2 separate regions of the Mus musculus genome follow, and region 1 is linked to region 2. Evidence: chromatin contacts called from ENCODE Hi-C or POLR2A ChIA-PET data. All regions are on one chromosome and are shown on one strand. The core of a region is the stretch at or near the end of the contact, and the rest is flanking DNA. Distances in the headings are between cores, read along the strand shown.

The links. Hi-C counts contacts between places; a loop is a spot of excess contacts on that map. ChIA-PET counts read pairs that join two places held with the same protein, here RNA polymerase II (POLR2A).
Region 1: POLR2A ChIA-PET joins it to region 2 with 15 read pairs in embryonic stem cell. The contact joins the promoter of Thrap3 here to the promoter of Ago1 in region 2. A Hi-C loop is called at or near these places in 1 of 37 maps with a recorded cell type or tissue (T-helper 1 cell). POLR2A ChIA-PET finds 5 or more read pairs at or near these places in 2 of 5 experiments (both embryonic stem cell).

Annotation. Positions count from the first base shown.
Region 1 is chr4:126,199,658-126,206,806 of GRCm38, reverse strand. Thrap3 (thyroid hormone receptor associated protein 3) reads left to right here and starts at 4,097. Exons shown (of 12, transcript NM_001356455.1): 1 at 4,097-4,237. It overlaps Gm25323 (a small nuclear RNA gene), which reads left to right and starts at 5,530; the gene lies at 5,530-5,632.
Region 2 is chr4:126,463,201-126,470,473 of GRCm38, reverse strand. Ago1 (argonaute RISC catalytic subunit 1) reads left to right here and starts at 1,891. Exons shown (of 19, transcript NM_153403.3): 1 at 1,891-2,077; 2 at 6,619-6,802. The coding sequence starts at 2,053.

The sequences.
Region 1 (7,149 bases), core at 2,848-5,347, 270 kb after region 2:
ATGGGAAAACTTTTCATTTTATTTTATTTTTTTATTTTGCGATAGGGTCTCTTGTGACTCCAGGATGACCTTGACCTTGTGACGGGTTGACCTTGACTTTCTTCTGGTTTTCCTGCCTCTAACTCTGCCTGTAGCTGGTTCTTCTACTTTGTGGGTTCTTTTACTGCCTCAGCTTTTACCCCCTGCCCCAGTTTCATCCCCTATCATAGATAAAAGAGAAACAAGGATGAGGGAGAGAGGATTTAGAGGAATGGCTGAATCTAATTTCTTTCTTTTTGTTTCTTCTTTGACCATGGCTACTAACAAATTGCAACCAATGACCTAAACGACCAGCAACCACCGAGCCCGACTACCAGGGTAGGATTTATATATATCCTCTGAAAAGTTCCCAGAATTCCAAACAACAAATATTTGCAGAAATTATCTGCAGCTTGCGAAACCATGCTTCCACTAGAGAATAGAGAATGAGGCAAATCGGGGTCAGCTGCTGCAGACAGGTCAAAGTGGCCCCAGATCTCCACACCTGGGATTAAAAAACCCACGTTCTTATAATTTATTTATTTAGTTTTTAGTTTTTCAAGACAGGGTTTCTCTGTGTAGTTCTGTGTAGTCCTGGCTGTCCTGGAACTCACTTTTTAGACCAGGCTGTCCTGGAACTCAGAAATCCACCTGCCTCTGCCTCCCAAGTGCTGGGATTATAGGAGTGCACCACCACTGCCCAGCTTATTTCTGTGTTTTTAAGGAGACCAAAATATTCCAAAATTGTCACTATATCTACCTCCAGAGTATGAACAGCCACACTCAGGATTCTTAGGTACTAGAGATTGAAATCAGCTTTATGTATGATAGGCTCTGTACCAATTGAGTTACATCCCTATCCTTGAGACCCTGCCTTTAAAAGAGAGGTGGGGCTGGCGAGATAGCTCAGTGGTTAAGATCACTGGCTATACTTCCAGAGAACCCAGCTTCAACTCCCAGACCAGGGGATCCCACTGCCTCTCCAGCATCCTCAGGTGCTGCATGCCCATGGCTCACAGACAGACAGATATGGAGGAGGCAAAATACCCACACACACAAAGTAAACAGGATTTTAAAATTTTGGAAAAGAGGAATAGGAGCTGTGAGATGGCTTAATGAGTAAAGGTGCTTGCTGCCAAGCTTGGTGACCTGAGTTTGATCCCTGGAACCCCAGGACAGAAAGAGACACATGACTCTGACTCTGGCAGGTTGTTCTCTGACCTCCAGTGTGTGCTGTGGCATCAGTGCATCTGTAAATAAATGTCTGTTTAAAAGGAGTGATAAATTGTTCTCTGAGATGAGCTCAAAGTCTAGTAAAGGATGCTCAGGGCCGGGTATGGTAAGAACTTGTGAGGTAGAGGCAGGTGGATAGCTAAGTCTGAGGCCAGCCTGGGCTACAGAGTGAGTTCCAGGACACCAGGGCTACCTGAGAAACCCTGTCTTGAAAAACCCAAACTATTCAACCAACCAACCAAACAACCAAGCAAACAAAAAACAATCAGTCAACCAACCATAGGATGGAGACACACACATCACATCAAATTAATTAGAAAGTGCTCTAGAGAAGGGAAGGAAAATTTAGTTATAGACAGGCTAAGCTTGACACTCCTGTGGGAAGTCAGGAAGCATGGTAGCTCCCAGACATTTAGAAATGAGAGTTAAGCAGCTAATCACATCAATGGATGTAAAGGCGCTGTGAACACAGGGGATCAGTGGAGGAGAGTAGGGGACTTGACGAGACTGGATGAGAAGAGAGGGTGAGGACCAGACCCCTGCGACAGTTTCTGGGCCAGTGAAGAGGCAGATGGTACTCGTCTAGCTTATCAGTGTGTTTGCAGTATTTTGCACTAGGCATGGCATGTAGTAGACATCCAGAAAACCTGCAAACTGAAGTTTAAATCGAAACCGAACGTCTCAAGAGGAATTACAGAGTATGCAGCTCACAGGAAATGCTTCACAAGTGGGGAAGTATGAATTACGTAGAATACTACTGAGGCCAGAGAGCTTACAGATTGAGTTGAGCTTGGCGACTTTTCTCTCGTGAGAAAAGTTTACCGATCGATGTGTGTTTTGTCTGCTTTGGCCTGGTATGTGGAGAAATTCATCAACACTCATCATCCCTGCTGGGGCTGCTCTGGTGCTGCTGTTGGTGTTGGTATGCATGACAAAAGCTGATGCACATGAGAACTGGCTCGTCTTGGGACAACCAGATCTTGGGGTACAGAATTTAGCATTTAATACCAAACCAGACCGACCCTAACATCTGTTCTCAAAGAGCTCACAGTCTGCTGGTGACAAAACAGGTGCTTTAGTAATTATAGGTGTAGTCCCTGGGCAGCACACCTAAGGAACTGTCTAAATGGCGGCAACTGCTTTCCCACCTCAGCCATCACGAAGTACCACCACAGCTGGGGCATCAAGTCTCCAGTGTCCGTCAGGTCAAAGCCGCCTGCAGCTGGGAAGGTCTTCCTGTTCTAATCCATGGGCTCAATACAGGAAAGAGGGTGGGGGAAAGCCACCAATCCCTGAGCTCCCCAAGTTCAGGACTTGAGATCCCACCAATCCTTACTCCGGAAATCTCTGCATGCCCTGAAAAGCCCCGCCTCCGAATAAATCCTATATATATAACCCCTGTCCTTCGTTCACTTGCCAGGAGCAGAAACAGCCACTACTCTTCGAGTCTTTGTTCTGTACCCCAAACCCTCCCAATAAATCTGCTTTATGAGATTTGCTGCCTGGTATGGCTTTCTCATTGGAAGAAGCTAAGAAGAAAAGAAGCCATGAAGAGAAGAAGAGAAGAAAGATCAGGGCTGAGGCTCCCGAGCTGCAATGCCTCTGCTGAAGAGGCTTCCTCTCAGAGCGTAGCGGTTCCTGGGCCTTCCGAATCCCTGGATACCCTTCCTTCCATCTGAACAGGAACAGTTTCAATAGCTACAGCAGTACAGTAGCTCGTAAATGCATGACAGAAAAGGTGACGTTTGAACGCTTACATGTGCAGGATTCACTAAGGCAAGCAAGTGCAGAGAAAACCAAACTGCTCTAAAAAACCTTAGTGACCATGTGAGAAACAGCCTCGTAGTGACTTAACATCTGTAAGCTCAGCAGTCATGAATGAGGCTGAGACGAAAAGGCTGCCTTGAGTTTAGGGGACGGCCTGTGCTACCCGGTGATTTCCAGGACAGCTTGGCATACAACGGGAGATTCTGTTCTAAAAATTAAAGTTAACAAAAAACAAAAAAAAACAAAAAACAAAAACCAAGGAGAAAACACAAATCCCAGGGTTTCACTTTCCAGGACATTTGTGGTTCCACAGGTACTAATATACTTCCTGGGCCCATGTTCTTAAAAAACTTCTCTGGGCCAAGTTTGAGGCCAGCCTGCTCTACCTAGAGTATTTCAGTATACCGAGAACCCTGTCTAGAATCCCCGCTCCCCATGAAAAAAATCCCCAAACTAAAAACCTCTTTGGGCTCTTATTGCCATTAAATGGGACAGGAGGTGGCTGTAGGAGAGACCGAGATCCAACGGACTTCTGGGTCCCCTGAGATCACACTATCAAAACAACTCTTCTCCATTTTGCGTTGCGTTTTCTGGGTTCCGGGTGATCAAGTGCCTTCCTTTGTCGGGGACCTCCCAACAACTCTGTGAGGTACAAATTATGAGCCTCACTTTATACAACGATCTGTTCAAGGTCAGAAAGCAGGGGAAGGGTAAGGCACAGAACGAATGCCAAGAGGCCTGATGGCCACCAAACTAGAGACTTTCCGGGGACGTAAGCAGAAGACGAGTGGGTGGGGCTCGGGCCCTCCCTCAGTCCCCCGGAGAGGCCTCTCCAAAATGGTGGGGGCAGTGGCGTCAGCAACGCCCGGGCCCCTTCCGTCCACCTCCCTCCCTCTTCCTCAGGCCACCCAGGCGGGAGCGGGGGGAGGGGGGAACGGAGGCGCAACGCAGTCGCCCACGTGACCGCCGATCTTCGGGCGCGTGACGCAAAGCGGCGGGCCCAACGCTCGCTCTGCCTTGTGGGAAATAGAGTTCGAGAGGACGTCCGGTGAGTCAGGAGAGAGAAACCTAGGACTACATTTCCCAGGAGGTAGCGGAGCGAGGCGGTAGCCGCCGTCGTCGGAGAGCGGGGACGCGGGGCGCGCTAGCGGGCGGGGGCGAGCTTCGGGCCGGTTGTGCCGTTGCGAGATTGCAGCTGTAGTCGCTCCGGCCGGTCAAGGTGAGTGGACGCAGTTGATGGGAGTGAGGACAGCTCAGCTAATCTCTGTGTGTTGGGGTTTTCCTCTTTTCTGGGCGCCGGCTGGGCCCCGGCGAGGGTTAGGCCTAGCGTGCGGCGGCTTCCTCCACGCTCGGCCCGGGCCTGCTCCGAGCGGGCCCTGCTCCATCGGCTCCTCCCCCTCCCCGCCCTTCTCCGCTTCCCTCCGCTCCGGCCTAGTTCTCCGGGCTCCGGCCGCCTTCTCTCTGAAACAGCTTGCACACTTCTGTGCACTGTGCGGGAACGACGGCTTCCACCAACTCCATCTCCCCCCCGCCCCCCAAATCCTGTTTTACGAACCTCGTTATTTGAATTTTTTTTTTCCGGGAACTCTTGCACGCCCTTCCCCCACCAGTCTCCATTGGCCTGGTTCTGTCTTCTAGGGCCCATGTGGCTGCTAGCACACTAAATGTTAGTACTTCTTCTGTGTTTGTTTTTTTTTTAAACTTGTTTGTTCTTTTGTTTTGTTTTCTTCCTCTCTTGGCCAAAAGAGGCCTATTCCAAGTTTATTTCCTATCGGAAAAATAGTTCCCACTTTCTTCCTTTGGTTGCAAGTGAGGCCGACTTGCGTTCCTTCGGTGATTGGCGTGTGCCCTGCTGGTGAGAAGCAGTTGTGTCCCACACTTAAACAACTTTTCTCTTATTTTCTTTGCTCTTGTGATTCTTAATGGGTGGAGCGTGGCGGCGGTAGTTGGCGGCAACATTGGTGGCCCAGAAGTTGGAAGCCATCGGTGAGAGTCCTATGTTAACGAGGAGCTTGCTAATTGGATAGAAACAATATGGCAAGGACGTTATAGGACAGAGCCAAGAAAGACGGCTTTATCAGCTTTTGCGTTTAAATTTCAGTTTTTACTTTAACGTACTTAAGTTTTTTTGTTTTTTTTTTTCTTTTTCTAAAATGGCAGTGCACAACCCTGGCTACCTTTAGTGTAAATATTCAACGAAATTCACTGACGGTTAACCCCTTGTTACCGGGTATGGGAGTTTTCGATTGTGGGTCCTAAGTCGAAAGGCATGTATCCAACTGTCTTTTTTCAGATCTTTCCTAGTTTTGTTTGTGGAAATACTGTCCGTGTGTAGTCAATCCTATTATTTAGACAGCTTAGGTGTATATATTATTCTGTATAAATGTTAAAGACGGCTGGTGCCTTGAAACTTGTGGAGAAAAGTTGGTCTTTGTAGTTTTTAGTTAATTTGCAGATGTGTATCTTGAATTAATATTAGTACTTAGTGAATCAAAAAGTAATGCAGCGAGCTTGCTTTGGCAGCACACATACTAAAATTGGAACGATACAGAGAAGATTAGCAATGGCCCCTGCGCAAATGCAGCTATTTTGGCATGATTGCTTTTTTTTTTTTTTTTTTTTTTAATTTTTGTTTTGCCTAAGACAAGGTCCAGGCTGGCCTCTGAACTCTGTATGTAGCTGATACTGGCCTTGAACTCTTGAGCCTCCTACCTCTACCTTAGAGCGGCTTTTGCCCCTACACCCAACTTGTTTTTGTGTGTGTTGTTTTGTTTTTTGAAGACAGGGTCTTACTGTGTATCTCTGGTTGACCCAAGATTCCAGCCTCCCACTGCCTCGCAAAGGTGAGCCCACCACTCTGGTTTGATTACATTTTGTAAAAAGAACTGGTTGAAGGTTACTACATGTCTGGATGGCTGGGTGTGGTGGTTCTTGTCTTTAATCATAACACTCCGAGGCAATGGTAGGCAGGTTTCTGAGTTCCAGGCCAGCTAGAACTACATAGTGAGAACTTGTCTCAGGAGTGGGGTGGTGGGAGGAGGGGAGAGAGAGAGGCACAGACAGATACAGAGACAGAGAGACACACACAGAACACACTTAATACAAATATCATTTGTTTTTCAGTTCTTTTAGTACCCATGTAGGATCTCTAGTTTTAGAGATTGATTTAGTCTCTAGGTAGGGCCTCTCCTGCCTCTGTCTCTTGAGTGTTGGTGATTGCTGAGGTGAACAGTCACACTTAGTAGGATTGGTATTTTAGTCTGCAGACTAAATACAGCCCTGTTAGAAAGGGGTGCTAGTAATTGTTAGTGCTCCAGTATGCAGCATGTATCTTTGCTACCAAGTGTGGTTACTTTGGAGTTTGGATTGTTTAGTGAGATTATGGGTCACATTCTTGGGGTGTAGTTCAGTGATAGAGAGCTTTTTAGAATACTGGTTTTCCTTAGTGCAAAAGTAAGAAAGAAAAACTATGGTGAGCTGGGCCAGATAGACCTGTGTGCTCTACCCAGGACTTGAGAGACAGAAACAGGTGGATCTCTGAGTTCAAGGTCAGCCTGGTCTAGGCAGCTGGGCCTGTGTAAAGATCCTCCCTTCAAAAATCCAAAACTATAGAAAATGAAAAGTGACCTGCTTTGTATTGGTTATTTTTTGGAAAAAACTCTTGGAGTGTGTCCAAGATTTGCACAGAAGAGGTATTAGGCTGCCTGAGGAGCACAAACTTAAGTTTATTTTAGTCGTCTCCCTCTCCCCCCTTGAGACAGGATCTCTGAGACTAGTCTGTCCTAATGCTATCTCCAAGACATCAGTCACCATGCTTTTATATAGTTTATATTGGACAGATTTTTAAAATGCTACCTTGCTTCTTTGGAGAATTATGAGATCCTGAATTGAAGGAAATGTAATTATGCTATCGGTCAAATACTAGATTTTGGTGGATTGCTTCATACTTATCAGGGTCAGTGAACTGACTGATGTGACTGTGAGTGGGTGAATGGTTCAGTAGTGCCTGGTAGCCTACGTATTCCCAGCATGTGTTGAGGCCCGTGAATACAGTGCAGGAAGCCAAGGCCAGTACGATTACCAGTTGAAGTACTGCCTGGCAGCTGATATGTACACCACGTTGCCCTCTGC
Region 2 (7,273 bases), core at 642-3,141:
TGTTTGCTTGTTTGTTTGTTTGTTTGTTTGTTTGAGATAGGGTCTCACTCTGTAGTCTTGGATGTCCCAGAACTCACACTAAGTAGACCAGACTGGCCTTGAACTCACAGAGTTCTGCCTGCCTCTGCCTTATCAGTGCTGGGATAAAGGCCTGCGCTACCCCACCCACCTGAGACATACATCCTTTTACTCAGCATAAGGCCTATGACTCACTCCGAAGGCAACTCACAAGCTGAAAGGAAGCTAGGCATACTAAAATGAATGTCTTTAAGTTCATCTCACTAGTAAGGTGTGAACATCATCCATCTCCTAAACTCCTTCTCCTTTGTATAGCATCTGATGTAAGGTGAACATTGAAAATACATAGAAGCTGGGAGTGGTGGTGGCCAGCTTTCATTCCAGCACCTGGGAGGCAGAAGAAACTGAATACTGTGATTTGAAGGCTAACCTGATCTATATAACAAGTCTCAGGCCAGCCAAGAGCACATAGTGAGACCCTGTCTCAAAAAAATGTGTGTGTGTGTGTGTGTGTGCGTGCGTTTGTGTGTGTGTGTGTGTGTGTGTGTGTGTGTAAGTTACGTTTGAGCTGGGTCTCTCTGTAATTACCCCATCAGTGCAGCAGACCAAATGAGAAGGTTATGTGAGACGATCAAGGAATTAGCTGTGGTGCTTCTGGCAAGGTAAGAAAAGGGTACCCACACTAGAGACTATGAGAATGACAGGGAATGCTTTGAGAGCACTTCATAAGGTAAGCATGTCAAGACACAGTTGAATATAGCAAATAGACAAGGGAGACAGGAGCTGATATTTTTGGCATGGAGATGCAGTTCACTGAGACAGGACAAATATATGTATTTTGTAGGGGAAAAAGAAAGGGTTAGGTTTGGACTTAAGTTTGAATTGTTAGATCCAGCTGGAGCTGTCCAGCAGACAGTAGGAAATATGAAGCTGCAACATGGTAACGTATAGATATTTGGGCATTAAAAGTGGATGAAGCTGTGAAGAGGCAAGGGGAGAGTAGAATATAAAATTCAGGTCACTACAGTGAACAAAACAAGAGGAGCCACTGAAGAAAGCTCTTCAGGACAGACATTAGGAGACTTAAGAAAATGTGAAAGCCAAGGAAAGTCTTTTTTTTTTTTAATTTTTAAGAAGAGATATAGTTTCAGATGCTGCAGGGAAATAATAGGAAATTAGCCTTTGGGGTTTGACACAAAACGTCATTAAGAGATTTGGTAGGAGCAAACGTTCTGCAGACGAAAAAGTGGAGGCAGGTGCTTCCTGCAGATAGAGAGCTCTGTCAGTGTCAAAACTGTTACACCGGCCAGAATAGGCAAGGTTTCTAACACATTTGTGGTCTCAGCGCCAGGCACGCAGCCTGGAAGGGTGGGTGGCATTAATGAGATCAGCGACTAGGGACACAGAAAGACTGACTTAGCAGAGGCAGTCAAGACTTAAGGGTGAGGGTGATTGGGAGAGGTGGGAGGCAGGGCCTTTGAGTGATTGGGTGTTGGAGGGGGAGAGGGTCGGGGAATGGGTGGGAGCCAGGCTCTGTGTTGATAGCGGGGCTGTGGATAGGTTTCCAGAGATCTGTTTAGGGAAAAGACAGGGCCCCAGGCTGCAGCCGGGGAAGGGGTGTCGCCCAGCCCCTCCCCTCTTACGCCACTGCGCGGCTCCGCCACTGGAGCCCTCCCGCCAGGCTGCACGGCTACGAGTGGCCGCCAGAGGCCGCTGCACGGTCCCCGCGCCCCCGCCCCTCTCCATTGGCCTTTGTTGCCGTCGAGCGCCCCGCTTGACTCGTTCCCGTCCGCCCCATGGGCCCATCGGTCGCGCCTGCGCACTGGCAGCTACTCGGGCGCTAGCAGGGGGAGCTGCTGCAGGCTCCGCGGCGGCGGCAACGGAGGCTGCGGGGGCGACAGCGCGAGCGGCCGGGCTTCGGGGGGGAGCCGAGCCCGGCCCGGGAGCCCGAGCAGTGCAAGTGCGAGGTACCTAGGCCCCTCACGCTGGACTCCTCAGTCTCCCGGCCGCCTGTCCTCCGCACGGGTATATGGGATGGAAGCGGGACCCTCGGGAGCAGGTAAGGGCCCTCGGGGACTGGGAGCAGTGTGTATTCCAAAGCCCTATAGGCTCTCGCGGCATAGAGCATGGTTGCAGAGTGAGGAGAGGGGCTCTCAGGGGATGGGGGGCCCATTTTGAAGGGGGTTGTATGCAGTTCCGGCTGAGAACCATGTGAAGATCTGAGACCCGGGCTGTTTGTCCTAGGAAGCAGTATACTGTCCCGAGGGTGAGAAGTAACCTGGGAGAAGGGCCTGAATGCACGGTGTCCTTCCGTGAGGTCTGGGGAGGCCTATGGGGAGGCCCGGCAGGTGGCAGGGGGGCGGGCTCCAGGTGTCCTGGAGAGGAGGGGGGCGACACAGATGGGCCTGGAACTACCGCCTGTCGGGGGGCGGGGGCTCGGCCGTGCTGGGCTGGGCTAAGCTAATGTCTCTGGGGAGTAGGCGCCGGGGCTGGCCTCTGAGCTCCGCCCAGCTGGGCCTGAAGCGGGGGTGAGGGTCAGGGGGCGGTGGGTGGGGATTTAGACCAGGGATTTCCCCCCTTAGATTGGGGACTTGAGTGGTGGCGCGGGAGCATGCGCGGAGGTACCAGCCTGAAGGGCTGCCCTATGTGGTGGGGGCGTGGCTGTTGGAGTATCCCTCCTGTGCCCCTGGGTTTAGGAGGAGTGTGCAGTCTCGCAGATTCTGTTTGCGTAGTACAAATGGGAATTGCCTTCTGTCTTGGGGGAAGGGTGGGGGGCGGTCTCTGACACTTGGTCCTTAAACCCCGGAGTAGCAGTTTGTCAAAGAAAGGGTCGAGGTCAACTGCCAGAGTGCATTTTCTGCTGCATGAGGATGGACGGGGACCAAAGCCTTGCTTTATGAGCTACTTCTCTCAGAAGATAGGCCTTAGGAAAGTGTTGGTCACTGAGAAACTAGGCCCACATGTTTTTCAAGTTTCTAGACCACTCCTGAGAAGAGATGGGAGCTTTTAATCTGAAGATAGTGCCCTCCTTTTCCATGAATTGACTCTATATCACAATATAATCTCTCTATATACCTGTGCCTCCTGTTTCCTAGTGGATCTTTTCCCACGTCAGGAGCATGTCATTAGACTCAAAGCTGCCAAGCTTGTCTGCCTGATAGAAACAAGTTGTTAGGCAGACACACTGGTGGCGCACGCCTTTAATCCCAGCGCTGGGGAGGCAGAGGCAGGCAGATGAATGAATTCAAGGTCAGCCTTGTCTACAGAGCGAGTCCCAGGACAGTGTCTCCAAAAAACAAACAAACAAACAAACAAAAACAACAACAACAAAAAGAAAACCAAAGAGGGGAGAGAAGAGGGAGAGAGAGAAGAAAAAAGAAGCAAGATGTTGGGGGTGGGGCAGCATTGACCTGATAATAGCTCTAACTTACTTTTCCTATTTAGAGGATACACACACACACACACACAAGGAGGAACTGATCTGTAATGTGTACTGATTGTATTTTCCCAAACACAGATAGCCTTGTTAGGTAGAGTGTAAATCCTTATTTTCTAGGTTGGAAACTACTACCAACAAACCCGGGGACTATAGAGTAGGACCCACGTCCAGACAGACTGACGAAAGCTTATGTCCTGAATTGCTAATGGTTTTATCCTGACGAGTGTCTGATGGGTTCTGGGGTGATGAAGAAAGGGGGCTTGTTTGTTACAGGACAGAAGGAAGCTGCCAGGTGAAGGGCTGGAGAACTGGAGTCAGCTGGATCATTGGGAAAATGCTAGTGGCGTCATCAAAAGACGGAATTAAAATTCAGGCTGGGAACTCTGATGGAGGGACCCCATAGCTGTTTCCTTCTGGGGCTGGACTGCTGTTCTTTTGGAAGGTGCTGGAGTATTCTGAGAAGACTCAAAACACTGTTGCTCACGTCCAGATGTGCCTTCAGTGAACTGGTGTGTTCGGGCATGGCCTGGCCTGAGAGTGCCTTGAGGGTAGAGGTGCTGTCCGACTTATCTGTGTGACAGTGCAGCAGTTGCTTGGCGTCTGGAGGGCCTGACACAGAGAGCATGTTTATTAATTGACTCAGATCATTCAAGTGTGAGCATATGGTTAAACTCATGTGCCTATTCTGTAATTTGTGTCTATGCATGTGGGTGGTTAATGTTTGTGGACAGATATTTTTCGAGAGATCGGCCTCAGTCCTTGCTTGCCCACCACCTGATTGACCGAGGGTACACGCCCTCTGAGTAGTCGGCTGGCTTCTTTAGAAGATGTGTGAGCCCCTGAGTCGCTGGGGAGGAATCCTGAGCCTGGGCCTTGAGCTCGGTTACTTTTCCTTCTCAGTGCTTGTAGGGGATGGGGGAGGGGGAGTGTCATTTTCAGGGCCCCTCCCTTCTTGCTTTTGTCTGCAGGGAAGGGCCCCGCCCCTTTCCCCCTAGGCTGGAGCTTTGTCCTCTGTGCTGGGGCCCTCATCTGCATCACAAAGTGGCCGTCTGTCCCTGTCTGGGTCTGAGGGGAAGTGTCTTCCTTTCTCAGACTAAAAGCTGGGGGCAGGGCGAGGTTGGGGAGTAGAGACTGTACAGCTGTGCAGCTTTCCTGGGGACAGAATGGCAGAGAGGTAGTTGTTTCCTCATGCCTTCTTTCCTAGTTTGGGGATGAAGTGGAGATGTGTTCTCCGTTTTCCCTGAATCCTGGACAGGAGAGTGCTCTTGGGCTGGCACTGGTGTACTGTCCATTTCTGGGGTGGAGAGCGCCCTGAGGGGAGTGTCTGTCTCAACTCACACCCTATAATTTCTGCTTTGCCCTTGGTTCTAGAGGGATGTCTTTCTCCCAGAATTTCAACTGATTTTTTTCAGTTTAGGAGGCAAAAGGTGAATGGGATCCTAGAACTTGGGAAAGGGAAAGATCTATCCGAAAGGGGGCAAGTGCTTCTCCAATGCAGAGTTTATGATTGTTCGTTCGGGACCGTTGCGAGTGTGGTTGTGTAGTTGTGTACTCTTGTGGTGTGCCTATGGGTAGACTTGGTCATTCATTTCATATGGGTATACTAAGTACCTGTCTTTGTGCCCGGCATTAGCTTGAGCTGTGACTAGGTCAAGTATGGTCCTCTTTTTGAAACACTGAGCTGAGGATGGTGAGTGTATGTGCAACAGTAAACTTTAAAGAGCTAGGATGTGAGAGGGGTGTTTGTTAGTGGGCTTGTGCGCAGTGTCCGCTCAGCTCTTTCTGGGATAGGTGTGACTAGTTTAGTTCCTTTGCCGCTGAGTTCTTTGGGCTGGACTTGCATGCTCCTCTGTGGAAAGGGGCTGGGGCTGATTTGACAGGTGGTTAGAGGGAGTCAAGTCCTTCAGCTTTGGAAAGTGTGCACCTCCCACAAAATGGTGCTCTTCCTGACCCCCCTCCCTAAGATATGCTCCGTATCCTCCCACCCCTGCCCCATCCCCCAGTCCTTTCCATGAAAGCAGAGCTCTGGTAAAGGGAGGTTCTGAGTTTATCCCTCTTCCACCTGGGCTAGTCTTCTGCAGGCAAGAACAATAGTAGCTGAGGACAAAGGCCCCACTTAGTCAACACACACACACACACACACACACACACACACACACACACAGAGAGAGAGAGAGAGAGAGAGAGAGAGAGAGAGAGAGAGAGAGAGAGAAAAGCTGGCCTATGCTAGCCTTTCCCAAGGGCCCCTTCTGTTCTGAATCGATCCTTTCTGCTGTCTGGACCCTCTGTGTGGAAAGATTTGTGGAGAATGGAAAGTGCTGTTTATTCCCCTTCTGACCTGCTGCCTCCCCTCTTACTGCTCTTCCTCCTTCCAGAACCTCCAGCTTTCTTCCTCATGTGAGCTTTTCTTTCCTTCTGTTTCTTCATTCTACATCTTGATAGTTTTTTCCCTGTACCCCAATCCAACTTACCTTGCCTTATCTGCACCCTTTCCCCCACCCCCTTCCTGTCTGTTTTCTCTTGTGTCCTCCAGATCCGACCTTCTCTCCCACCCTGGCAGTCTCCTCTTAGTCTGCAGATGCTGTCCTTCAACCCTTCTCTTCTTTATGTCTCTCCAGAGCCAGCCACTGCATGTCTCAATCCTCTCTCAGGCACCGGCCTTGCCCTTCCCAGCCTGGATTACTTAGGGTCATTCTCCTGTCCACATTAACAGAGGGTGTAATCACAAAGTTCTGTGCCATTTTGTGCTCTGGATGGTAATGAGTGAAGTAAGCCTCTCATAGCACAGAATAGGACCTTCTCCATCTGCCAGATGCCCGGTAGAGACAGTTATCTCAGTCTAGTGTAGAAGGAAGAAAAGGTTTTGTAAAACTAGGAAACAGACTTAACTACTTTTCTTGATGCAATAGGAACTCGTTACACATTTACTCGATGAGGTTTCAGATACACATTTTCCTAAATGAAGAAAGGTTTAAAACAAAAATAAAAGAGAAATAAGCCACCAGAAAAACCAGTGAGCCTGTGAGTGTCTGAGCTAGTGGAAGCCCCCTGCCGGGTTAGGAAAACTGGAAAGAGACCAGTGGTCTTGGTCTGAGGGGCCATGTCTGACCACGGTAGGAGACTGCCAGACTCTGTCCTCAGTGGCGTCTTTGTCTTCACAGCGGCAGGTGCCTACCTGCCTCCCCTGCAGCAGGTGTTTCAGGCACCCCGCCGGCCTGGCATTGGCACTGTGGGCAAACCAATCAAGCTTCTGGCCAATTACTTTGAGGTGGACATTCCTAAGATTGACGTTTACCATTACGAGGTGGACATCAAGCCGGATAAGTGTCCTCGCAGAGTCAACCGGTAAGCGATGCCCGCAGGTGGCACCAAGTCCAATTTATTAAACAGGGAAAAGAGGAAGCATGCCGGCTAGACGGAGTGTAGCACGGAGCATAGTCTAATATTTGCTGATGTGCATGAGCACAGAGACTAGAGACTTACTAAAGGAGCTGGTAGAGAAAGAAGTTAAAAGGCAAGGTCAAAATGGCGGGAATAAGAACAGGATGGATGTTCTTGCTTGCAGGGGATGTTGTGGAATGTGTAGTTGGAGGGGTTAGTCGAATAAGAAGCAGATTAAATTGGTTTATTATTACTTGAAAGTCATATTCACAATTAAAAACTAGGAATTAGCAGTGAAAAATTATTGTTCTTGAACATTTTTTTCTACAATCTTGAGTGTATTTTCAGATGTTTTTCTGTACGTGCATACATTAATATATGTACATTAATATTATAGTCATGAGTATATAATACATTCTATAGTAATATATCATC